Regions from separate parts of the Mus musculus genome. Here region 2 is linked to region 1. Evidence: chromatin loops called from intact Hi-C (ENCODE). Cell type or tissue: gastrocnemius. All regions are shown on one strand. Region 1 has its middle 12 kb from the start of Gm14207. Region 2 overlaps Ino80 (INO80 complex subunit).

The links. Peaks named below come from ENCODE experiments on the same cell type or tissue, not always from the same donor. Only the 100,000 strongest peaks of a DNase experiment are listed, where the experiment ranks them.
Region 2: it touches region 1 in a loop (4-fold over the local background); 2 of 42 quality-filtered maps call a loop at or near these places.

The regions. Positions count from the first base shown.
Region 1 is chr2:119,336,640-119,339,139 of GRCm38, reverse strand. No RefSeq gene overlaps it. Among named protein-coding and RNA genes, the nearest start is that of Gm14207, 12 kb to the right of the region's middle. In gastrocnemius, a CTCF peak has its summit at 980 (motif pointing left); DNase peaks (open chromatin) are centred at 1,019 and 2,381; H3K4me3 peaks cover 2,024 bases; H3K27ac peaks cover 2,478 bases.
Region 2 is chr2:119,396,885-119,399,384 of GRCm38, reverse strand. The region is part of intron 28 of Ino80 (INO80 complex subunit); the gene reads left to right. Among named protein-coding and RNA genes, the nearest start is that of Chac1, 47 kb to the right of the region's middle. In gastrocnemius, a CTCF peak has its summit at 967 (motif pointing right); no DNase peak of the experiment used is centred here; H3K27ac peaks cover 2,289 bases.

The sequences.
Region 1 (2,500 bases):
CCCAAGTGCTAGTTATTATGCCCTGCTTTTCTTTCTGATTAATGGTGTTCAGCTCTGGAGTACCCAGGCTTCATTTCTTGTCCTTTGTAGGACCCAATCCTTAAGTCACAGCAGCTTACATCTGAAACCACTGTAGCTCGTTATTCCAAGTGGATTCAACTGGATTTAGCCCTTTTTCCTGTCCCCAAGACAAGGTCATCTTTAGCTACTTATATAAAATTTAAGGCCAGGGGCTGGTGAGATGGCTCAGTGGGTAAGAGCACCCCACTGCTCTTCCAAAGGTCCAGAGTTCAAATCCCAGCAACCACATGGTGGCTCACAACCATCCATAACAAGATCTGACTCCCTCTTCTGGTGTGTCTGAAGACAGCTACAGTGTACTTACACAAAATAATAAATAAATCTTTAAAAAAAAAAAAGAATTTAAGGCCAGAGTAATCTAAGTCCCTGTCTCAATAAGTCAGTCAGTCAACCATCAATCAATAAGTGAATGGTTAGCTTCTCCAGATTGGTTAGTGTCTTCAGATAAGCAACTATGCTCTGCCATCAGTGTCTGGCCTATATTTAATATAGGAATTCAAAGAGTGTTGAGGAAATGGGTGTCCCAGAACACTTGGCAGTGAGGGATGGTACTGGAAGGAGGTTTAGTTTTAGCCACAAACTCAAACTCTTTCCGACCTGCTCTCTTCCATCCAGGTCAAAAAATGACCGACCACCTGCTAGTGGTGGCCAGAAGATGATGGGGATTTTGCAGAGTTGGCTTTAGCAGATGAAGAGGCCTTGCTTTCTGAACACCAGGACAATATTTGGAGGAAAGCATCGCCAATTACTCCCTGAGCTTAGCGGTACAGAACCAGAACCGAGCTCCGTGGGATACAGACACAAGGTGATTTAGGATTCCTGGACTGGTCCCCAGCTTTGGTCCGGGGCGGTCCCATGAGCCTCCAGACGGACAAGCGCGCAGCGCCCTCTAGTGTCTGGCGACTGCTCTGCCATCCCGCCGCGACACCCGCCCGAGGCTCCCGCTTCCCGCGGCTACGGCCCCGCGCGGGTTCCTGGGCCAGGGGCGGGACTCGGAGGAGGCAGGAGGCTGGACCCAGTGGGAGTGTCCCCGAGAAACTCGCGGCCTTCGGCGGCTTCCCGGCCCGGGAAGTAAGCCGGGGTCGGCGACCACAAACAGGAAGTCAGGCTGTAACAAAGAGCAGAGGGCGGGGAGCCGCAGCGCTCTCGGGCGCCCGGCGGTGGCGGCAGGTGGAGAGCTGACCCCGACGGGCCGGCGACGCACCTGCCTCTTCCTCTGCCCAACCCAGTCCAGGCCACCCTGGGACGCGTGGGGTCGTGGGCGCGGCCCCTGGGGAAAGACCTCTGGGGTCTCCCAGGAGCATCCCCTCCCCGGGAAGGGACAGTCACAGTTCCCTGACTGAATCACTTCCATCTCCTTCCCGGAATGCAGCAGGTCACACGGGGGCGGAGGGTTGGGCCCACAGATGGTGCAGACCCACGTGGAGATAACATAGGGAGGGGAAGAGGGAGCCAAAGGAGGGCCCTGTAGGGACCCTGGCAGAGGCGAAACACTGTACACCTTGCTTGAGTCTAGTGGCCTCAACTAGCCTGAGTCGAAGCGGGTCGGAACCGTTATACACTCATTTGCCCCCAGTTGAGATCAACTGTGCCAGGGCTAGCCAAGAGAGGCATGACTGCGGCCCCTCCCAACCTAGAGGACAAGGATCTCCAGGTGGTCACCAGCCAACAAGCTCTGGAAAAGCAGCTGTCCTCAGGCCCGAAGGTCACCAGGAGGTCAGACTAATTCTTTAGACAGGACTGTAACTCCAAGTTACTGAGGAACTGCTAAACTCTAATTCTATTATAAAATATTCAAAGAAGAGCATTTGCCAGGCTCTTGAGAATGCTTTACAATGCTTCTAGAGCTATAATCTAATATTGTTTGAATGCCAAGTCTCCTGGACTCTTGGAGTGATCAAGAGACCATTAAGTACCCTACCTCTGTGATGGGGGTGTGTGGCCTCTCAAGGAGAGACCTTCGGGAATTTCTGGGAAAAAGAATATATTTTGTTCACACTCCATGTAAAAACTGGGCCCACATCTGAGTTGCTGGGAAGAGGGTGTGGCGTGGGCGCAGGTTGGAGCCCCTACAAGCATTCCACACTAAGTCCCTTGCTCTGAGTTCCAACTTGCACCAGAAGGCAGTGTTCATATGTTGGGCTCTCTCTCAGCTCCTTGGCTAGGGTATCAGAGGTGGTAAAATGGATTGAGAGAGCCACCAGGACCCCTCCAGGGCTCTTCTCTGACCATCTGGCAATATAGCCTAGCCGGGTGGTGTGGACGTGCAGGCCTGCGGGTGTCCTACCTGTCCCCCACATGGGAGCCTCGTCATCTCGACTTCTGTCCCAGCCCAGCCTCCCCCGCCCCCCAGAGCCTAGAAGCCGCTTTCCTGTTTCATTTTGGGCAGGAAGAGTGAGGTCTTGTTGTTCTTCCCCCT
Region 2 (2,500 bases), 60 kb before region 1:
AATCTTCTAATTAACTTAGACAAATTAATTGAGCAAGCCCAATAATGCCAGTAGTTTTTAAAACATTTTTGTAGGGGCTGGAGCCTGTTAAGAGCACTTGCTGTTCTTACAGAGGATCTGGGTTCAGTTTCCAACACTCACATGTGACCTTAACTCCAGTTCAGGGGTTCCAGTACCATCACCTGGCATCTAAGGGAACTATCACATAAGATAGCCATTCTCAACTTATAAGTCTGAATGACATCTTAAAATAGAGAAAAAGACAGGTGGTTTTCAAAACAAAAGACATGCCTTGCCAAATATTTTCATTATTATTAGCGAAAAGACTTCAAAAGGAAAAAAATGTAGTTTCAACTCAAAGGCCCCATGGCTCAAAGGTCAGCCAGAGTAAACAAGACTGCCTATAAAAAGCCATTTACATTCCCTTCATACAAGACTTATTTATGAGGGATCCTTCCAGGAAAAAGTCTCACTGAGACTAAAGACTATTTGGCCAGGATGTCCTGGCAGTGTTCAGAACATGTGACCAGCATGTTATCCTAGGAGCCATTCACAAGGTCTTTGCTCTGTGATGAGTTGGCCTTTGGCTCCCTTCCTCCTATCCTACCCCTTGACCTTTAACAGATGGATCCCCTCTCAGGTTCCTCCGCCCTAGCTATCTGAGCAGTTAGGGTAACCCTGACACTGGGGAAATGCCTGCAGGTGGGTTTGTGGTTTTGTTTTCTTCATGATGACACTGTGCTGTTTCCTTCATTGATGAAGCCTTTGCTCCCCTTCATTCATGTCTCACACTGGTTGAATATTTTGGTGCAAAGGGGACTTAGGAGGAGTGGACATTTACAGAGATTGAGAGTGAGGCCAAGGTGTGTCCGTGCAGTGTGGAGTTGATAGATCCATAGACGCGCCAGCAGCCAGCAGATCCCAAGTGTGACTTCTCTCCAGCCCCTAGAGGGCATTCAGACTGCACCGTTGCCTTCTAGGACGGTGTTCTCTCTAATCAGAACTCTTAAGACCTTGACTTGTATTATTATCTCTAAGTATTAAATACAAGTACAGTTGTACATGAATAATCAGACAGTAGTCTAGATGGAAACTAACTTCTTTGATGATTACAGCTCAGTATTTGTCAAATCCTTATTTTCTGTGGTTAAATCACACCAATTGTACACAGATTTTGGATGTATGAAATGTACCTCATCAGAAGTGGTCTTTTCAGTCCATAATTGTTAACAGAAGAAGCATCTTCACTCTGGAACTGTTCGTGATAGCTTCCAATTCTAGCATTTGAAGGCAGAGGCTCCCAAGGCAAGCTTGAGGCTAGTCAGTGCTCTAGAGTAAGATATAGTCAAGAAAATTTTTTCCTACAGTTGTATTTCTAAGTTTTTGTGTTATTTTATTTTACTTATATTACTTCAGTGTATGTGTAAATTTTTCTGTGTGTGTGTGTGGGGGGGGTCCTATTTAAAAATGTTTATTGCATATGGATCTGAACTCTTCAGACCGCCATGAGCGGTGTGTAATCTTTCTGCTGCTCTTTTTTTCTTAGTCTTCCCAGCTGCCTTCCACCTGTCACATACTCAGTTACTTTCCCTGACATCCACCTGGGGTTCAGATGCTAGACTTCTTAGGGAAATACCAGCTGAAAGCCCTAAGCATTTGGTGGCTATCACACAGGCGTTAGGACAGGGGAGGAAGTCTCAGTGCTCAAGTGAAACAGTAGGGCATTCTTTGCACATCAGTTGGGCCCTAAAAACCTGTCCTTATGTTTTGTTCTGTTGTTTCTCGAGATAGGATATCTCTGTGTAATATTGGCTGTCCTTTGTATTTTAGTCATAAAAATGGTGTTATAAGTTAAGTAAATTTTTGAAAGAGTGAAATGGTGATGAATTCAAAGTTAAAAGAGGAAATGGAAAGGCTGACACAGTGGCCACACCTATAACCCCAGTACTCAGAGACTGAGGCAAGAACAATACCAAGAGTCTCACTGTGTAGCCTTAGCTAGCTTGGAACTCATTACGTAGACCAGGCTGGCCTCTAACTCCCAGAACCCTACCTTCTTCTGTGTCCTTAGTGCTAGGATTAAAGGCATGTTCTACCACAACTGACAAGTATATTTTCTCTCTATTTCCTTGGTTTGCAGGGTTTGTCTTTGTAGCTCTGGCTGTCCTGTAACTCCTTGTGTGGACCAGGCTGACCTCAAACTCCAGAGATCCATCTGCCTCTGAGTCCCCAGTGCTGGGATTAAAGGCGTGTTATACCCCTACCCAGCAAGTGTTTGTTTGTTTCCTTCCTTCCTTCCTTCCTTCCTTCCTTCCTTCCTTTCCTTCCTTTCCTTCCTTTCCTTCCTTTCCTTCCTTTCCTTCCTCTCTTTCTCTTTCTCTCTCTCTTTCTTTCTCTCTTTCTTTCTTTCTTTCTTTCTCTCTCTCTCTCTCTCTCTCTTTCTTTCTTTCTTTCTTTCTTTCTCTCTCTCTCTCTCTCTTTCTTTCTTTCTTTCTTTCTT